Regions from separate parts of the Homo sapiens genome. Here region 1 is linked to region 2. The links are chromatin loops, found by intact Hi-C in ENCODE. Cell type or tissue: heart left ventricle. All regions are shown on one strand. Links, peaks and the distances in the headings refer to the core of each region. The heading gives the core; the rest is flanking DNA. Region 1 has its middle 140 kb from the start of DAOA. Region 2 has its middle 190 kb from the start of DAOA.

Region 1 (11,219 bases), core at 2,020-10,019, 52 kb before region 2:
ATTTTAAAAGTCTAGTTTATAAAATTGAGAGTATCATTCATATGGTCTAAACAAAATCTTACTGTCTTTGGACAAAATAACTCAGTGAACTGCATGCTACAATACTACCTATTATATATTTCATTTTATTTATTTTTTGAGACAGAGACTTACTTTTCAGTGTTTTTAAATTGATATACAATAGTTGTGTATATTTTGAGGATACATGTGATATTTCGATATTTGTATGCACTGTGTAACAATCAAATCAAGGTAATTGGACTATGCATCACTTCAAACATTTTTATTAGTGCTAAGAACATTTTAATTCTTTAATTCTTTTCGGAGTTTTGAAATATACAATAAATTATTGTAAACTATAATTTCCCTACCTACTAGCAAATACTGAGTCTTGTTCCTTCTATCTTCCTGTATTTTTGTACCCCTTAACCAACTTATCTTCGTCTCCCCCTCCTCATTCCTTTCTCAGCCCTTGCTAACCACCATTTGACTCTCTACCTTCCTGAGCGATATGGTTATGTCCCCACCCAAATCTTATGTGGAATTATAGTTACCATAATCCCCTCGTGTTGTTGGAGGGACTCAGTGGGAGCTAATTCAATCATGGGCGTGGTTTCCCCCATACTGTTCCAGCGGTAGTGAATAAGGCTCGTGAGATCTGACGGTTTTATAAGGGGAAACCCCTTTTGCTTGGCTGTCACTCTTCTCTTGTCTGCCGCCACGTAAGAGGTGTCTTTCACCTTCCGCCGTGATTGTGAGGCCTCCCCAGCCACGTGGAATTGTGAGTCCATTAGACCTCTTTCTTTCGTAAACTGCCCAGTCTTGGGTATGTCTTTATCAGAAGTGTGAAAACGGACTAACACAATGAAATCCACTTTTTTAGCACCCACATGAGAATGAGAACATGTGATACTCATCTTTCTGTGCCTGGCTTATTTCACTTAGCACAGTGACCTACAGTTTCATCCATGTTGCTACAAATGACAGAATTTTATTCTTTTCATGGCTGAATAATATTCCATTGTGTATATGTACACATTTTCTTTATCCATTGATTCATTGATGAACAGTTAGGTTGATTCCATATCTTGACAGTTGTGAACAATGCTGCAAGAGAGTACATACATCTCTTCAAAATACTAATTTCCTTTCTTCAGAATTTATACACAACAGTGGGATTGATGAATTATGTTAGATTTATTTTTTGTTTTTTTTGAGGAACCTCCATACTGCTTTTCCTGATGGCTGCAGTACTTCACATTTCCACCAACTGTGTAAAAGGGTTCCCCTTTCTTAGGATCCTCACCAGTATTCATTTTTTGTCTTTTTGATACTAGTCATTCTAACTGGCGTGAGATGGTATCTCACTGTGGTTGTGGTTTGCATTTCCATGACTCGGTGATAATGAGCAATTTTTCATCTAGCTGTTGGCCATTTGTATGTCTTCTTTTGAGAAATGTCTATTCAGGTCTTTTGCCCACTTTGTAATTAGATTGTTTTTTGCTGCTGAGCACTTTGAATTCCTTATGCATTCTGCTTATAAATCCCTTGTTAAATAAAACAGTTCACAAACATTTTCTCCCATTCTGTGAGTTGTCTCTTTGTTGTGTCCTTTGCCATGCAGAAGCTTTTTGGATTGATGTAATCCAATTTGTGTATTTTACAATCGTTGCCTGTGCTGTTGATGTCTTATCCCAGAAAATCTTGCCAAAACCAGTGTCCCATAACATTTCCCCAGTGTTTTCTTCTAGTAGTTTCGTAGTTTCAGGTCTTCCATTTAAGCCTTTCATCTATTTTGAATCATTTTTTGTATATGGTGAAAGATGGGAATCCAGTTTCACTTTTCTGCATATGAATATCCAGTTTTCCCAGCACCATTTATTACAGACTGTCCTGTCCCCACTGTATATCCTCAGCACCTTTGTCAAAAATGAATAGCACGTGGATTTATTTCTGGGCTCTCTATGCTATCCCACTGGTCTATAATTTAATTAGCCTGAAAATGGAAAGTTAGGGAGACTCCTTCTTCTCTTTCTCCATGTTTTCTTAATGAGAAAATATAGAAAAAAATAATGCAAAGTAAGTACCAGGATGGGGGTGTGTAGTTTCATTTTAAAATAGTAAGGTTGAACAAAAGTTTATGCCAAAGGTATTTAAAATAATAACACAAATAATATTTAAAGGCAAAGATGTATATGTATATATACATGAACATATTTAATTTATATAAAGGAGAATGTGAATACATATGTATGAATTTTTTTACTTGGTGTATACAATATGAACATATATATATATGCATATGTATTTATTTACTTGATCTAGAAAACTTGACTATGAAGTTCTCTAGTATAGGCCCTTAGAAGTTCTAAAAGTCACAGTAACCCACATTGTACCTTTGGTTTTTAATGAGGAAGATGATCTGCTGTGGTGAATAATGCATTTTCCTTGTGAAAGTCACGTGACCAGTACGCATTGACAGAATCATGAGACAAATTAACAATGAGCAAAACTTATTATCTCCTTACACTTCATGTTAAGTTCTTTGAACTTTCATCTTCTCTAGTAGCTAAACGTTACAATCGAGTCAGCTTTCTCTCAGCCAATTGTTTTCTCTATTTATTCTATCATTTAAAGTTACTGATTTGGATCATTATTTTCCTTTCCCATGACATTTGACCTAGGAAGTTGACAAAGGTGAGCTGGCACTGAAAAGCAACTTGACCCAGGAAAGGGGGCTCTGCGCTTTTCTTATCTAAGCATCCTCAATCGAAACCTCATTCTTTCTTTCCGTTATCTTGGCCTCCCATTTAAAGCTGGTGTATATGTATTTTGAGAATATATCATGTCTTCCATCACAAGATATCATTCTTTTTATATAAGTATGTCTTGTCAGCTCTTTGCTTTTCTCTGATGCTGGATTGTGGCTACACAGTGTGAATAATGACACATAAGCACCCTGTTTATTTAAAAGGTTTCCTGTGGTTAAGTACATGTATTATACTAGAGAGCAAAGAATTTCTTTCTAAAATTGATTTCAGTAGACCCTATGAGAGGCATCAGCCAGCACCCGGGAATGAGCTGCCATAGATATCTTTGTTTATGCTCCCACTTCAGTTCTTTTAAGTGCATTATTAATAGTTTATGTGACTCCTTAATGTTTGGTATTAGTGTTTTCATACAATGAAAGATGATAAAGTGATGCCACTTTTATTGTGTGCTTTAATTGCTAATTGTTAAGAAATGTATATTGTTTCCTTCAAGTTCAATTCCTTTGTGACTTAATGTCATTGCTGGTCATCTTTCAACTAGATCAAATTACTCTCATACTGTTTTATCTTTTTCCTTTGTCTTTACACTTTTTTTAAGGGACGTACGTTTGTGTATATAGATAATCCACCGTTAACCCTTTATTTTACATCATTATCTATGGCATTTATACTTTATAATTATTTTAAAAACAATGTTTATAAGACAAAATGGTATTCAATTTCAGGTAATTTAGTCTTAGAATACTTATTTTCTTCTTTCTCTTTTCCTTCTTTAAAGACAGGTTCTCTCTCTGTTGCCCTGGCTGGAGAACACTGGCGCTATCATAGCTCACTGGAGCCTGTAAATCCTAAACTCCAGGGATCCTGCCACCTGCTCCCTAATAGCTAGAAATGCAGGTGATCATACCTAGTTTTTCCTCCCCCACCTGCCAACAGACCCAAGCTCTCTACAGGCGTGAGCCACTGCACTCAGCTCAGTCTTAGAATATTTCGAGTCCTGTCGTATGAACTTAATCGAGTAAGGTGAAACGTTAGGGGCAGAGTTTTAAGTTTTCATTTTGAGGGGTCATTAAGGCTTTAAGTTTAACTAAAAAATAAGTATATATTATTCCCTTTGGGTAATTTCCTAGAAAGCTTATCAAAATATTTATTTGGTATAGATTTCAAAGACATTTTTAACACTGCTTTTTGTTGTTCATAGTGTTCATTTTAAAGACCTCAAACTACTAAATAGCTTCAGCCTAAGTTGATGGCAACCTCCAGGCAATCATTCTTAATGATATATTTTAAGATTCTGTCTCTTGAATATTGAAAATGTGAAAAATCCAGAATACATGGAATGAAACAGTCTTTGTCTAGACTTTCATGGCTGGAAACAAGTGGAGGGCAGGTGGAAACTCTTTTGTGTAAAAGAAGGAGCCCGGCCAGGGCATGTGGTTGATTTTTAAACCTCTAAATTTTACTAATGATATAGAAGCCCTGAGGAAACACTTAGAAGTCTTCCCTTCCCAACTGAGACCGTAAGACTGATTTCTACAATATTTTCCATTTCAAAAAGTATTTGATCAGTAAAATTCTAAACTTCTACTTTTTACCATTTGGTAACATTTAAAACCCTACATTTTAACAGTCTTGAAATGTATTTAAAGTTACTGCTACCATAATACGAAAACATTATTGGATGAATGCAACCTTAGAGCATTTCTGCTTGCTTGCTAAACTCTTTCCTATTATCTCATTAAGGTAGCAATTAATTTGATTTTTAAAGCCCAATCTCTCACTTTACTACACTTTCAAAATTCTTAGAGTTTGTTTGGTTTTGCTTTTGTTTGTTTGTTTTATTTTAAAGACAACTAATGCCTAAAGAAACTATTTCAATGAACTTGAAATAAAAAATATATAATTCTGTTTTTTTTTCAAGAGATCTTTTTAGATTTCAAAAAGTAAAATTTGGGGGTTTGAGTAACTTTGAAACCAAAACAAATATCATTTTCTGTGTTGTTAAAATCTTGATATACCCTTTTGTTCACCTTTCAGCAACATGATAAATACTCCCCTAAACATGAGAGATAACATTTAAGAAAATGTCACTGCCTTAACCATGGCATATATTTTAAAATTTTTTTGACATTATCTATATATTCTTTATATTGTGGTTCTTTTTTTTTTTTCTGTTCGATACTTCCCCAGACCCTACCCCTGTCATATTTCCCAAGCTGTTAACCTTAGCTATGCCTCTGCGTTGAGTATTTTTCCAAAGATTTAAATCTCTTCATCTTTCGTTTTGGTTGTATAAAATGGAAAACATCTCTCTTGGTTTCCATATGTAAATAGTCAACAATAGTCTCTGTGTTTTATCGACTTGCTTCACAATCTCAGGGTCATCTTGAATGCAAATAATTTGAAAGGCTAAAAATAAAACAATAGAATATTTTGTGTCAAAATGTTAAGACCAAGAGATCTAAAAACTGCTCAAAGGATTTGTCAATAAATGGAGAAAAGTATCACTCCAAGCTTAAATCTAAAGCTGTCTTTAATCCTTTGTCATCACAGTGAGATCGATTCGGGCTCCCTCAGGAATGTGCAAGAGAAGATCACGTGCCCAGCCAACAAACACCAGCCTTGCTGGATGTTTTGATGTTTAATAGTCCATGGCGCACATGTGAGGTATTAGTGTTCAACCTGTACCAGTTTTTCATGACCAATATATATAAGGCTAACCTATATATATTTAAAAAAAACTGCAGTGTTACACATTTCCTAATAAATGACCCATTTGCTAGCAGTTCAGGTATGTGCATAGAGATGACAGGAGGAATTATATTCTGAGGTACACATAAAAAAATATTAACCTGCACCATACATATGACCATGTTGGTGGGCTTAAGCATTTAAACGTAGGTGCTATATTGTAATTTCATTTTTAAAACAGATAAAATCTAATCTAAATATCATTTTTAGGTATAATATTTGGAAAACCTCTAAAACATGATTGTAACCATACCTAAATTGTGATTTTTCCAGTTATTTAAAATGTTTAGTGATGCCAACTTTGTTTCATTTATGGGAGAAAGAGAAACTATATAGAAAAAAATTCGTAAGGCAAAAAATAAAATAAAATAAGGGCATAGATACAATAAGTATGTTAAATCAAATTATGTCTTTTTTTTCTTTTTGCAAACCACAAAACCAAAAATGGATTTTCCCCCCTCAATATCAGCAAGAATTTGCTACCATGAGACAGTTCCCAGATATTCCCTGCTATTTTTAATAAATGAAAAAATATTGTAGAATACTGTATATGCCTATTGGAAACTTTTTTTGCTGGGCTCAATCTGAAAATATAGAAGAAAGACATTGAGCAGACTGTGAAACCTATGAAGTGTCTATCAGACAGTGATTCTTGGTATTTGCCAAGTATTTAAATTAAATTTGGGTATCTCTCTCTGTGTGTGCTTAGCACATAAATATTTTCTTTAGGCCGTGAACTTCTAGTTCTGATAAGTAGAAACAGTCTCCCTGTTTCAAGATAAGATATAATGTGTATTCTTTAGCTACTTCATCTTTATTATTGAGTTGTAAAATGTAAAATAGCTCATGGTAATCTCAAAAAAATGATCAAGAGATTGATCTTTAGTGCAAAGCATAACTACTTAATTATATAATTACAACTACATTTATAAATTTGCTGTGAGTTTTCCATCAACCTACAGATGACATTTCAAGTTTTATTCCAACTGGTATTGTTCACCATTTTTATACTTACAAAAAAATTTTCATTAGGATGAAAGAAAAAACTAGTAAACTTTTTTCTTGTTAATCTCATTCAACTCAGTCTTAATGAGGGTCTAAAAAATAATTTGACTCACTTGGATCCAGTCCAGAAGCTAATTTCCATGTCTAGAAATGGAAGTTAAGTAGTTAGTTACACATATCAGCTATAGGCAACTCCAAGAGAAGTGTGAAAAGTGAAAGTGGTATGCTTAGAAGTAGCTGCTGCAGCCTGGTTTGTGATTGCAGAAATGATAGATGAAGTTGGGTTATCCATGGAGAGAAGCTAGGAAGGACAATGAGACTGCATAAACCATGGCAAACTCAAATTACATTTAAAAAATAATACAGATTTGATAATAGTGCCCAGAATGGAAAATTGAGTATCTTATCTACATTTAAGATGAGTGTCCCTCTGCCAGGCAACTCAAATAAGGTCCATTTTAGCCGTTTACTATTGAACAGAATTGGAGAATAAATGGAAAACTATTGACTCAAGTAGAAAACCATTGACTTCAAAAATGGTGAGATAATTGGTATTTTAAACATATATATTTGACTGTGCATGGTCATATATGATTTTTCATCATGTCCTCTCTTTGTGTTATGACTTATTGTTTTCTAAGCAAGAATAAAAGATTTCCACTTAAAAATGTGAAGGATCAGTACACCAATTCCTTAAAACACAAAACATTTAGAGGTAATTTTTCTTTAAGAAGCACTTTGCAGTTTTAACTGTATCTTGATTTTATTGGTTGCTTAAAAGTTTATGTCTTATTTCTCAAGTGTTCCCAATCAGATCATACACATCTATGTAGGTAAATTTGTCACCACTAACAACAACAAAAAAATGTATCAAACATTCACTCTTTACAAAGTATTGGGTTAAACCTAGGACGATAAGAAAGATAAATGAGATACGGTCTTAACAATGAGTTCTACCTTTCAAAAACATGGACTCATTTTGACCAGCAGAACCAAGAAAGAGAGACCGACTTTTACCTTAGTAAGCATAACTTAGTGACAGCAGTAGAAATATTGCCAGTGCAAGGTACTAAAGAGAGAATGACAAACTCCAGGAAATCCTAGTCCTAACTAGAAGATAGAGAAACTAAGTAGTTTATTCTAGAATGAGTGTACACGTTCCCCCAAAATTCATGTATTGAAACCTAATCTCCAATGTAATAATGTTTGCAGGTGAGGCCATTGGGAGATGATCACTCATGAGGATGGAGCCCTCATTAATGGAATTAGTGCCCTTATAAAAAGAGGCCCCAGAGAGCATCCTTACTTCTTCACCATGTAAAGACCCACAGCAGAAAGAAACCGTCTGTGAATCAGGAAGCCAGTCCTCACCAGACACTGAATCTGCCAGTGCGTAATCATGAACTTTCAGCCTGCAGAACTGTGAGGAAGAAATTTGTGTTGTTTAGAAGCCACGCAGTCTATGGTATTTTATTATAGCAGCCTGAATTAAGACACTATTATAAATTCTAATATTCCTGTCACAGGACTATAATATGTAGTACCGATGTTCTCAGCTGGGGTGATACTGGGTGCTCCTACCATCTGGTTGGTTGAAGACAGGGATCCTGCTAAACATCCTACAATACACAAGACAGCTCCCACAACAACAACAAAAAATTACCTGGTCCCAAATGTCAGTCATGCAGATTATTCTACTTGTGATTTGATAAGCAGTCTGTGATGTAGTACTTATTAATCAATAACCAAGATGCTAGTTGAATTGTAAATATTTAATCTGGTTTGTGTGTTCCCAAAACTAAATTAGCTAAATTGGCCCTATGGAGTTGTGGGTATTAATAAAGAAATTGTATTGAATTATTTGACTGCTTACCTAGATAGCATTCAACAATTAGCCATTAAAAAGATGGAAATAAACAAGAAAAAATACTATGGAAACAGTTTAATTGACAACAACATGAATTCATTTCTTCAAAAGTTATGCTGTGGTGGTAGAAACACGAGCTTTAGATTCCAAAGGCCGAGAAAGGCAACTCGGAACATTGTGAACTTGACAGTTTGGTCTTGTGTCTGTGAGTCCCAGTTACCCTCTTCTGTAAATTGCAAGATTTTCAGGCCATCTTGTACAGCTGCTGTGATTATTGGAATTGAGCTAAGCAAGGCAGGGCGTATGTTAGGGTCTGAAGAAGACAGCTATTATTAGAGCTGCTACCACTAATGTTAGACCTTTTATTAAGATAACCATTAATATTCACGGTGTGTATTCCCTTGGTATGGCTTGTACAGAATTCAATATGAATAGCAGAGGAAGAAAGAATCTGCGATTAGACTTCCTTGCATCTTGTCTCCATATTTTTTTTAGCTTTTAGAATTTAGGAATTTTTCTGAGTCTCACGGAAAATTGCCAGTTCCTCATCTATAGAACTAACTTTAATATATTTTTCTTCATGAGCTGCATCAATGTTCAGAAGTGTGTTGGTCTTTTCTGTACAGAAGTATGAAGAGCTGCTCCTATTTTGCACGCTTACCCTAGCAAACATTGCTGGAAGAAATAAAACCTACATTAGGAAGGGTAGGGCAATGTTAGGGAGGAATATTGGAGAATTATGGCAGAGTCACCTCTGTTCCTAGCCCACTACATCCTGTGAAAAAAGTGATGTCTAATGAAAGTCAATCCATTCTACTTTAATACAGATGGTTAATTATCATTGACTCATATTGATATTTTATTATAATGACCTCATTATTAAAAGATGGATCCAATTAAGAATATATTTACATAACAATAATATAATTTGACTAGGAAGTTTCTCACTAACACTCAAGTGTCTAATTTCATTAAGCTAATAAATATTGCCAGAGGGCTATGCATGTGATAGTCGTGTCTGAACTTACCAATGGCTAAATTCCAATTTCCCTGAAATGGCCCCTGGCATTTTAAGTGTTCTCCATGTCAATGAAGTGCATGATTTTTAAATTTATTTTATTTTTAATTATTATGGGTACATAATAGTTGTATATATTTATGGAGCACATGTAATGTTTTCATACAGGAAAACAATCTGTAATAATTGGGGTATCAGTTCAAACAAGGGAAATATTGTTTATTTCTATTCCCAAGTTTTATTTGGATCCTCTGTTAAAATCAATTCCCTAATTATATCTTCTGTACTAGATTTTAGTTTTCTACCCTAAAGGATACTTATGTTGAAAATCTTTATTAAATATATTTTAAAAGCAAAGTTTACTGTTGTGGTTGCTTTACTTATATTAACTAAAATAAAGATTTTCTGCTTTTAGAAACAAATGCCGTTACTGCAAGAGTTACGGTAATTCTTAAGGAATCAGTTTTAAAAAATTGGTGAAATTTTTTTCCTTGCTCAAAATACTAGTTTTTTTAATAAATGTTACTGATTGAATGTCATGAATTGTCAAAATTGAGTCATAAGAATTCCTTCTCTAAATGTAACAAATTATCATGATACTAAATTTTTTAGTAACTTTCTATAAATAATCCTACCTTAAAAAAAATGTTCTTCTTCTTTTTTTAGAGACAGGGTCTTGCTCTGTTGCCGTGGCTGAGTGCAGTGGCATGATCATACTCCCAGCAGCCTCAAACGCCGGGGTCAATGATCCTCCCATCTCAGCCTCTCCAGTAACAGCTGGGACTACAGGCTCATGCCATCATGCCCAGTTAATTTTTCTTTCATTTTTTTTTTTCTCTTAGAGACTGGAATCTATCTATAAGGCTCACACTGGTCTTGAACACCTGGGTTCAAGCCATTCTCCTACTTCAGCCTCCCAAGTTGCTGGGATTACAGGCTCAAGCTACCTGTGTTCAGCCCAACTCTTTTTTGACTAGCACGCTGGGCACATATCAGAACACTTCTCACTTGATAAATAAAAGCTAGTACTTAAGAAGAACATAACTGCCCCTGCTCCAGGACTGTTCAGTGAAATCTTTATTGTTATTTTAATGGACTTAAAAAAATAATGATGCACTATTTTGTAAAACACCATTTTAGTTGATCTGACAACTTAGGTACATTGAGAGTAGATACCATTTGTAACTTAAAATGTCTGCTAAGACAAATCGACCCCAGGAAATTGGGTCTATAACAAAAACGTGTATAAACCCTCAGCAGTAGCAGTATTTTTCTAGTACCAGCAGGAGAAGTAATGAAGTCTTGTTGACATTAAGCTGGAGCAATGCTTTTAAGTAAAGGCCTGCCTAATTCTCGGATAGAATAATCCATAACTCAGCTCTCCAGGGGAAGCTCCTGTATTACCTCATTTCTATATTCAGCAGTCATAAAAAATGTCATTCAGATGACCTGAGGTGTACGATTTCATACAATGAAAAGAAAAAAGCTATCTCCTTGCCTGCACATGGGCCCTCTTCATGGCCAGTTGGCAGTGGCCGAACCTTTCCATCGCAGTTAGTTACTTGGTTGGGTTTCACTACAATATTACCAGATCTTGAAAAACATAGATCTTTAGGTTAAATGAAAACCTGAAAGTTGATGCCTTTAATCCTGTCTTTTACTAAATAATTCTGGAAATGACTTGCGTCAGTATCCATTCTGAGGTCCCATTCCCTGGATACTGCTCTGATCTCTCACTGAGAGTTCTGTTCATCTAGTGCCAAGTAGCAAACCAGATTTGCTGATGTTTTCAATGTCAATTCTATCA
Region 2 (11,219 bases), core at 1,308-9,307:
TTTGTTCCAAACCTTTAAGTCACAAGACTTTATATTTTTGGAATAATTTATGCAGTTAAATATTCTAATGCAATCAAATTTAAGTATTTCTCTTTCATTCATAGCCCTGCTTTGCTTACAATCAAATGAGATACAAGGTATTTAAACAACTAACTATAATGTTTGGACATCTGTGCTTTTAAAAATAGATAGACTAGTTCAAAAAAACACAAATAACAAAATTCATAATAAGTAAACACTTTGTCACTTTGTTAAGTGTTCAGTATCTATAACCTACTTAGGTATTATTTCAGCATAATATACATTATTACATTAACGACAAAAAAATAAATACCTTAGATCTGTACAAAAGTATAGACTGAACTAGATAAGACAAGAGAACATTTTTATAGATTTGAACTCAGAGAGCTCTGCACGTCACTTTAAGACATGGCTGAACTGTCCAAGAAGCATCTGTGATTATTGGGGTGTCCTCCCTGTGAAACTTAAAACATATTAATCTCTGACAATCACTTGCAATCAGGTAAGATTTTCATCCTGAGCTAATGTATGCTGTGCTGAAAACTTTACTCCCCATTTCTCACATACGGAGATGATTCTAATATGTTCCCAAATGCTAAACTTATTAAGATAGTCTGAAAATAAAATTTAGATTTGACATTTTATTTATAGTTATAATATCATGTAACTTCTAGATATATACTGTGTAGTATAATATGTTAGCAATAATATATGCAACATTAGACACATATGTATATGTGTATACAGACACTTGAGGGCCACATATTGTTAACCACCCTATAATTGGATAATACAGTTCCATAAGCAAGTGAGTTCTACCTATATTTCCAATCTTTTTTTTTTCTTTTTTTCTTTTGAGGCAGAGTCTCCCTCTGTCTCCCAGACTGGAGTGCAGTGGCATGATCACAGCTCACGGTAACCTTGAACTCCAGGGCTCACTGCAATCTAGTAGCTAGGACTACAGCACACCCAGGCCACCATATCTGGCTACTTTGGTTTATTTCTTATAGAGACATGGTCTCACTGTGTTGCCTGGCTGGTCTCAAACTTCTGGTCTCAAGCAGTCCTCCTGCCTCAGCCTCCTGAAGCTCTGGGATTACAGGCATGAGCCACTGCCCCTAGCCCTCCAATTTTTTTCCTTATTTTCAATCTGTGCCATAACTTCTAAGCATATGTGAGTTTTCCATACTTACTTAATATCTGAAAACCAAATTTTTTGATTCACTGGGAATGCCGGACCCCTTAGTATCATTGAAGTTCTTGGAATTTAAGATTTTTATTTTTGAATAAGGCACATATCACCTCTGGTGAAATCATTATAACTGACTGTCAATAATGTTCAAGAAGACAGAATTTTAATACATACCAAATGGCACCCCTTGGGGAGGGGGTGGGTGTGGAAAAAAAGCTAACCAAGAACTTAGATGTACATATATTCACAATGATGATTACCCAGCAGGAATATCTTAGAACAAGGCTGCTTGTTTATAGTGAATGTAATGAGCTTTCCGTACTGAGCTCAACTCTTTTTAGAACCACAAACAAAGAAAGTGTGTATTAGAAGAGCTCTTCAACTTACACCATCAATTGGACTCTCTGCCAAACTACAGGAGCAATCTGAGACCTTGACTAGGGTAAGTGGTTCTTAGCAGAGTTCATGACAAAATAGCGAAAGCCAGGGGTGTTCTACCAACAGCACGTGCTGTATACTGAGTTCCTTTCATACTTGCAAGAGGCCAGCATTTATTTATTTTGCATTGTATGCAAACATCTTCAGTGATAGAAGAAATGAAACATTTTATATATTATTTGATAAAGATATTTGTCTCTTAAAAAGAATAATGTTAGCATCAGATAAATGCACTTAAAGCAGTAAGATGACCAATTTTGCCTGAAATGGTATTTAAGAGTGGGAATTGGTATTTCATGATAGTTTTGATTTGCATTTCCCTAATGACTAGAGATGAACATCCTTTCATGGGCTTATTGGCCATTTGTATATCTTCTTTGGGGAAATCTCTATTTAAGTCTTTTTTTTTAAATTGTGCTGTCTGCCTGTTTTTAAGTTGGGTTGTGTGTTTTGCTGTTGTTGCTTTAGGAGTTCTCTTTATATTCTGAATATTAATCCCTCATTAGATATATGATGTGCAAATATTTTCTCCTATTCTGTGAGCTGCATTTTGATTCTGTTGACTGTGTCCTTTGAAGATCTATTTTTATTTTCTTTTACTTTCTATAAAATGCATTTTGTCTATTTTTTACTTTGTTGCCTGTGTCTTTGGTGTCCTAGCCAAGAACTTATTGCTAGCTCAATATTGTGAAGTTTTGTCCTGTGTTTTGTTTTAAGAGTTTTATAATTTCTGGTCTCTGTTTAGATACTGAATTCATTTTTATTTAAATACTACATCATGTTTTACATAGTATTAGGTAAGGGTCCAACTTGATTCTTTTGCATGTGGATATTTAGTTTTCCTAGCACCATTTTTTAAAAAAGACTTTTTTCCCCCATTGAATAGTTTTAACACCCTTATTAAAAATCACCTGCACATATTTTTGAGGATTTACTTCTGGACTCTCTATTTCTTTCCACTGGTCTCTGTCTTTAGGTCAGTACCACACTGTTTTGATTGTTGTAAGACTAGTACATTTTTAAATCAGAAAGTGTGAGTTTTTCAGCTATGTTTTCCTTTTCAGAATTGTTTTTGCTATTTGGGATTTCTTGAGATTCTATACATATTTGGGAATGGATTTATCTATTTCTGTAAAAAATGCCATTGGAAATTTGAAAGGGATTGGATGAAATCTACAGATACCGGTAGGTAGTATTGACATCTTAACAATGTTAAGTCGTTCAATCCATGAACATAGAATGTCTGGGAGACATTTGTTTTTGAAAAACAGTGACAAAGAAATTTTAACAAAATCCATTTAACAATATCCCAAAACTCAGTACAAAATATTAGTTAAAAAGGAACACTTCTGTGTGAAAAAATTATATTTAAAAATTTAACTTGTGCTAACGAACACTTAAACATCTAAAAAGTACGAAGTACTGAGTCATTAATTGGACCAATTTGATTAGATTCCACCAAAGGAGTTATATTTTCGGTCAAAATACTTGATATCTGGACGTAATTATAAGTTCATACCCAAAGAGTTTATAAACATCATTTCATAAAACAGTCTTCTATATATTATGATCCAAATAGATGTGTGATACATAAAATTGTAAGCCAGGCTTTAAATCAGGAAGCGGAGATAATAATGTATGAGTCTGGTTTGAAAAATGCTGCAATATGCTTTAAGATGATTAGCACCTCTTCTTGCAGGCTGTGTGCATGTGTATGTGTGTAAATACTATGAACGGGTATAGTAAGACTCTTAAAAATTTACATACTGATATTTACTATATCATAGATCTTGAACCTGGTAATCCCCGTAACCATTACACACATACACAAATGCATATGCACATATTCAATAAATCTACATATATACTAGATCGATATATTTACATGTACATACATGCAATATACTTATATATAATATGTTTATGTTATTTATATAGTGTATATTCATACAATAATGATATAAAACTTTGCTAGACTTAAATGGTAAAAATTCAAGGACATTATTCCCAATTTGAAAAATTGGAATATAAATTTTGGTAATACATAAAACATTTTATGATTTTATTAATGAAAAATAGCATTTTAAGTACATTTTATATACAAATAAAGTAGAACAAATTAGAAAAAGTATTATGATAAAATTACATTAAAAAATAATTACTGGGATCTGGCAGGGCCTTTGTCTCTTTCTTCAGACAGAGCTCCACATCCTGTCTTCACCGCTCCGTGCCCTCTGCTCCTGGAGACCCTAGGTGACTCTACTGCAGACTCTGTGATTCTGGGACTGGAAGGTATTGGGAGATCCATCCATAACTAAGGCAGCAGGATCCCTGGAAGCCAGGAAATATTTTCTAGTGCCATGATGGCTGACTAGAAGCTGATGTCTGCCATTCTCATGGGGAGGAGAAACAGTGGTGAGTATACATTAGCTCCTGACCTGGATGGTCCAGGAGGACACTTTGGGATGCATCCAGGAAACAATGTGACCCACAGAGAACAAAGAAGAGCAAGACCAGACAGGATTGGGACTAAAGAGGAGGCTCCCCACTGTGTGGAACGGTGAGTGAATGAAAGCCCCCGAGGACCACACTTTTGCCACAGACCTTTGCAACTCTGGGCTCAGGCAATTCCCTGTGATCATCCCTTCCCATCCCCACCAGGGCTTCCAGACTGACACAGAGAGTGACATGGAGTCTGGGCAGAGCCACTGTGCAGGCACATGCCTAGCCTTAGGGAACTTGGACAGCTGGACACCCCAGCACCAGCAACTGAAGCGCTGGCAACAGGGGAGGCCAGACTCCCTTACACGCTGTCAGAATAGGAGCTGAATCTATGGGGCTGAAGAGCAGATGGACTGCAGGCCTTGCCTGTACTGCACAGTACAGGACAAAGCCAAGTGGCCTGGGACCCTAGCATGGCCAACCCAGCCCTGCCTGAGCTCTTGGGCCAGTAGCAGCCCTGTACTTCCCTGGGATGGAGCTCCCAGCACTCGCACACGGGCCCACCAGTTTTGCTGCTCTACAGCACCCCCCAACAACCCCCCCACCACCACACCTGCTGCCCTCAGGCTTGGGAGACAGTGAAGTGATTAAGGACTAATTCAGACCCCAGCACAGCACAGCTGTTTTATGCAAAAGCTGCCAGACTGTTTTCCACATGGGTCCTTTCCCCTGCTACTTCTCACTGGGTAGGGCCTCCCAACCAGGGACCTAAGCCACCCCAGACCCACCCGAGCTCTCGGGCTGGCAGCAGCTCTGCACTTCCCTGAGATGGAGCTCCCAGAGGCGGCAGGGAGGCCCACCATTGTTATGTTCTGCAGCTCCTGCCTCTGCTGCCCTCAGGCTAAGGAGGGAGGAAGAGCTTAAGGACTAACACAGGCCTCCAGCACTGTGCAGCTGCCTTACACAATAGTGGCCACAGTGTTTTCCACATAGGTCCCTGCCCCTGTTACTCCTCACTAGGCAGGGACTCTCAACCTGGTCCCCAGCCCAACCATCCTGTCCCTGACTGAACCCTTCAGTCGGTGGTGGCTCCGTGTTACTCTGGGGAGGAAATTCCACAGACAACCAACAGCCCTCTCCCATTGCAGCTGCAGTGGTATTACCCTTCCTGCCTTCGGGCTGGGGAAAGAACAAAGGGCTTGGTTGCATCGCTGGCACCTCCAGCACTCCACAGCTGCCATGCAGAGCAGAGAATAGTCTTTCTTCCCCCACCCACTACTCTTCACAAGGCTGAGCCCCCGGCTTAAGGCAGCAGAGCAGCTACCCCAAACCCAAGTGAGCACCAAACCCAACTCACATGTTAAGTGAGGAGCCTGGTGGGAGGTGATTGAATCATGGGAGAAGACTTCCCCTTTGCTGTTCTTGTAATAGTGAACGAGTGCTCACAAGATCTGGTTGTTTTAAAGTGTGCAGCACTTCCCCTTTCACTCTCTCTTCTTCCTGCTCGGCCATGGTAAGGCATGTTTGCTTCCCCTTCTCCTTCCGCCATGATAGTAAGTTTCTGAGGCTTCTCAGCCATGCGTCCCGTACAGCCTGCAGAACTGTGAGTCAATTAAACCTCTTTTCTTCATAAATTACCCAGTCTTAGGTAGCAGTGTGAGAATGGGCTAATACAATATATATGCAGCCAACAAGCATATTAAAAAATGCTTAACATCACTAATCATTATAGAAATGCAAATAAAAATCATAGATATGCACACTGGTCACAATGGCTATATCAAAAAGTCAAAAAAAAAAAAAAAAAAACAGATACTGGTGAAGCTACAGATTAAAGAGAATGCTTATATACCGCTGGTGGGAATATAAATTAGTTCAGCCACTGTGGAAAGCAGTTTGGAGATTTCTCAAAGAACTTAAAAGAGAACTACCACTCAACCCAGCAATCCCTTTATTGGGCATATACCCACAGAAATGTAGTATATAACATAAAGGCACATGCATATGTTCTTCACCACACTGTTCATAATAGCAAAGACATGGAATCAACGTAAATGCCCATAAATAGTAGACTGGATAAAGAAAATTTCATACATATACACCATGGGATACTCTGTGACCATAAAAATTAACGATATTATGTTCTTTGCAGCAACATGGATAGAGCTGGACAACATTATTCTAAGAATACTAATGCAGTAACAGAAAACCGAACACTGCATGTTCTCATTTACAAGTGGGAGCTGAACATTGAGTACACATGGACACAAAGAAGGGACCAATAGACACCATGGCATACTTGAGGGCGGAGGGTGGGAGGAGGGTGAAGACCGAAAAATAACCTATTAGATACTATGCTTATTACCTGGGTGATGAAATAATATGTACGCCAAATCCCCCACAACATGTAATTTTTCTATTAAACAAACCTGCACATGTACCCCTGAAACTAAAAGTTAAAAATATAATTACTACTATTTTAAAGTATCTAGGTGCTCTGAAATATACAAAACACAGATAGCACCTGCACTTAAGGAAATCATAATTGAATTCACGAGGCAAGGGATACATAAGCCAAATTTAAAGAAAATAAAGCAAAGAAAATATAGTGAATTAAAAGGCAATTGACTTATTGTGGTGCAATACAATGACAACCACAGAAGCTTACAGCAGGTCATGATGCAGGAACATGACAGAGGAGGGGGCTGTATTGCAGCTATGGCTGTGCATCACATTTGGGGTGAGGAACCAACACTTTGGCATGTGAGTCAAGATCTCACCATCTAGTCCTAGTGAATACTCTAATATATTATATATTTCATACATTATGTAGGCTATTTAGTATATAGCATATAACACAACTTTTATGATATATGTTATATAGGCTCTATAGAATACAGCATATAATACAACTTTCATTATATGCAATATATGTTATATTACATTTGAACTAGGTGTGTAATACAATATATGATAAATTATATGCTTTTCATGAATCATTATATAATTATGTATTAGCCCGTTTTCATGTAGCTGAAAAATACATACCCCAAACTGGGTAATTTATAAAGAAAGAGAGCTTTAAGGGACTCACAGTTTTATATGGCTGGGGAGGCCTCACAATCATGGTGGAAAGTTAAAGGTACATCTCACATGGCAGCAGGCAAGAGAGAGAATGAGAGCCAAGCAAAAGGGTTTTCCTCTTATAAAACCATCAGATCTCATGAGATTTATTCACTACCACGAGAAAAGTATGGGAGAAAACATCCCTGTGATTCAATTACCTTCCACTGGGTTCCTCCCACAACTTGTGGGGATTATGGAAGCTACAATTCAAGATAAGATTGGGTGGGGAAACAGTTAAACCATATAATTCCACTCCTGCCCCCTCCCAAATCTCAAGTCCTCACATTTCAAACCCAATCATGCCTTCCCAACAGTACCCCGAAGTCTTAACGCATTTCAGCATTAACTCAAAGTTCAAAGTCTCATCCAAGACAAGGCAAATCCCTTTTATCTTTGAGCCTATAAAATCAAAAGCCACTTAGTTACTTCCTAGATACAATGGGGGTATGGGCATTGGATAAATACAGCCGTTCCAAATGGGAGAAATTGCCCAAAACAAAAGAGCTACAAGGCCCATGCAAGTCTGAACTCCAGCAGGACAGCCAAATCTTAAAGCTCTGAAATGATCTCTTTTGACTCCATGTATCACATCCAGGTCACGCTGTTGTGAGAGGTGGGCTCACATTGTCTTGGGCAGCTCCGACCCTGTGGCTTTACAGGGTACAGCCCCTGTGCCCAGCTGCCTTCATGGGCTAGCTAGCACTGGGTGTCTGTGGCTTTTCCAGGTGCACTGTGAAAGCTGTTGATGGATCTACTATTCTGGGGTCTGGAGTACAGTGACCCTCTTTTCACAGCTCCACTAGGCAATGCCCCAGTGGGGACTCTGTGTGAGGCTCCAACCCCATATTTCCCTTCCACACTGCCCTGGCAAAGGTTCTCCATGAGGGCCCTGTCCCTGCAGGAAACTTCTGACTGGACATCCAGGCATTTTCATACTTCCTCTGTAATCTAGGCAGAGGTTCCCAAACCTTAACTCTTCACTTCTGTGCACTCGCAGGCTCAACACCATGTGGAAGCTGCCAAGGCTTGGGGCTTCCACCCTCTGAAGCCACAACCTGAGCTGTACCTTGGCCCCTTTTAGCCATGGCTAGAGTGGCTGGGATGCAGGGCACCAAGTCCCTAGGCTGCACATGGCAGGGGTCCCTAGGCCCAGCCCATGAGACCATTTCTTCCTCCTAGGCCTCTGGGTCTGTGATGGGAGGCACTGCTGCAAACATCTCTGACATGTCCTGGAGACACTTTTCCCATTGTCTTGGGGATTGACATTCAGCTCCTCATTACTTATGCACATTACTTCAGCGGGCTTGAATTTCTCCTCAGAAAATAGATTTTCCTTTTCTATCACATCATCAGGCTGCAAATTTTCTGAATTTTTATGCTGTTTTCCTTTTAAAACCAAATGCTTTTAGCATCACCTAAATCATATCTTGAATGCTGTGCTGCTTAGAAATTTCTTCCGCCAGATATCCTAAATAATCTCTCTCAAGTTCAAAGTTCCACAAATCCCTAGGGCAGGGGTGAAATGCCGCCAGTTTCTTTGCTAAAACATAGCAAGAGTCACCTTTACTCCAGTTCCCAATAAGTTTCTCATCTCCATCTGAGACCACCTCAGCCTGGATTTCATTGTCCATATCACTATCAGCATTTTGGTCAAAGCCATTCAACAAGTCTCTAGGAAGTTCCAAACTTTCTCACATCTTTCTATCCTCTTCTTAGCTCTCCAAACTGTACCAACCTCTGCCTGTTACCCATTCCAAAGTTACTTCCACATTTTGGGGTATCTTTACAGCAGCACCCAGCTCTCCAGGTACCAATTTACTGTATTAGACCATTTTCACATTGCTGATAAAGACATACCTGAAACTGGGGAATTTATGAAGAAAAAGAGGTTTAATGAACTTACATTTCTATGTGGCTGGGGAGGCCTCACAATCATGGTAGAAGGTGGAAGGCATGTCTTATTTTGGCAGCTGGCAAGAGAGAGAATGACAGCCAAGAGGAAGGGTTTTCTCCTTATAAAGCCACCCAATCTCTTGAGACTTATTCACTACCATGAGAACAGTATGGGGGAAACCACCCCCATGATTCAATTACCTTCCGCTGGGTCCCTCCCATAACACATGGGAATTATGGAAGCTACAATTCAAGATGAGATTTGGGTGGGGACACAGCCAAACCATATCAACATAAAATATAATTATAATACAATATAGATTATATATAATATAATAGAAATGTATACATAACTATGTATAACATATATCTGATATATACCTAAGTATATGGGTATAACTAATGCTTAATGCACATCTACGTAATCTATATAAATCAATCAATCAATCTATGTCTACCTGTTCAGGGTATAAAATCTTTGCATACTATGTTAACATAGTATGCAAGTTCCTTGTGCAACAGATAGTGTACAGCAATTAACTGCTGTCAAGTTTTATCTTTCCTGTAAAACTCCCAGCACCTGCACTGAACTTCGCTGGTCAATAAGTGCATTATATACACACCCATATGCACATACATATATAATATTTTTATATGTCAATTGCTCCTCTAGATTGAGTCCAATGCTCAGAATTATAACGGTAATTTCTCAAAAACAAAGAAACGGAAGAAAAGAAGGAAGGGGGATGGAGAGAAGTCAGAAACAGAGAATGAGGGAAGAAGAAAGGAAGTGCTGAAAATGTATTTGGGGTGAATAAACACATGAGATGGTATAAAGAGGCAGGTAATGTTTCACTTCTTTAATAGAAATGGCAACACCTTTCAGTTGAAATCAACTTACACTTTACAATCAGTGATTTTGTGTCATTAGGTAAAATTATTTGTTTTCTAAACCTCAGTTTTATATACACACACGTACACAAATATATACAATATCTATATTGTATATACAGCATATGTATCTATACATAAATACATCTAAACAATGAACATATTTATTTACCTAAGTGATTGGCACATAAAAATGGTCTAATAAGTGATATTAGCAGTTGGTCCATTAGAATTGTTGGCGAAGATTCAAAGGCAGCTAGAGATTGAATTGCAGTGAACCTTGAAAGTTTGATAAGGAATCTGGATGACATTTGGTGGTTAATACTTATTGAAAGTTTTAAAGTCAGGGAACTATCTGATAAAAGCCACAGCTAACATAAAATATGTTTGAGAATGTTCTGACCACAGAATACAAAATGTTATAAATAGAATAATTTCATTTACACATTAATCACTTAAATTTTGTTAGGCATTGACATTTCCTAATAAAATTAAAATCTAAGAAAAGTCAGTCATGGTACAAATCAAAGGGGTAGGGATTATGAAATACCCAGTAAGAGAGGAAACTGCTATAGCACTGAATCAGTGTATCAGGACCAATTAATTTATTTTTGCTTTATTTTCCCTGATCATAACTTTTGTGTTTGTTTGCATTGTTTAATTTACTGAATATGTATGTTAGATTATAAAACTAAAGATGTAAGATACTGTGAGGTCCATTCCCTAGGGATAGCTGAGTGAGGGTCAATAGAATGAAACAGGAAACCAGGGTAGCTTGCAAACTGGAGAGAAAAGACTGATGGTGATCAAATTATATCAATCTCATTGATTCTTCCAAAGAGCTCTGAGCAGGGATGGAATACAACCGCCCCGTTCAGTCAGAAGGTGTTTTGCAGGGTGTTTTGCCAATGTCCTGGGAGCTGCCACCGAACGATGGAGGTGCCAAGAGGTTGGACATGTGAGTGATATCTTAGGCCTCACTCATGCTTCAAGCAGACGTTTTTTTCTATTAGCTGCTTTCTCTATTTAGGCTTATGTAAGATTTTATTTTAAAGCCTCTGCTATTTAAAAAATTAGAAACCCACTGACAGTGAAACTAAATTTGGAGGTAGGCATATATCAATTCTAGTAGCAACTTTAGATCCACTTTAGAATACCCTGTTCAGAAGATTCTAAGTACCCCTTCCAGTGGCTGGGACCATCCAGGGCCAGCAGT

What was found. Peaks named below come from ENCODE experiments on the same cell type or tissue, not always from the same donor. Only the 100,000 strongest peaks of a DNase experiment are listed, where the experiment ranks them.
Region 1: a loop joins it to region 2, with 10 times the contacts of the local background. A loop is called at or near these places in 2 of 110 quality-filtered maps.

The regions. Positions count from the first base shown.
Region 1 is chr13:105,319,669-105,330,887 of GRCh38, reverse strand. No RefSeq gene overlaps it. Among named protein-coding and RNA genes, the nearest start is that of DAOA, 140 kb to the left of the region's middle. In heart left ventricle, for the core only: no CTCF peak of the experiment used is centred there; no DNase peak of the experiment used is centred there.
Region 2 is chr13:105,267,197-105,278,415 of GRCh38, reverse strand. No RefSeq gene overlaps it. Among named protein-coding and RNA genes, the nearest start is that of DAOA, 190 kb to the left of the region's middle. RefSeq lists a silencer at 3,878-4,055. In heart left ventricle, for the core only: no CTCF peak of the experiment used is centred there; a DNase peak (open chromatin) is centred at 4,885.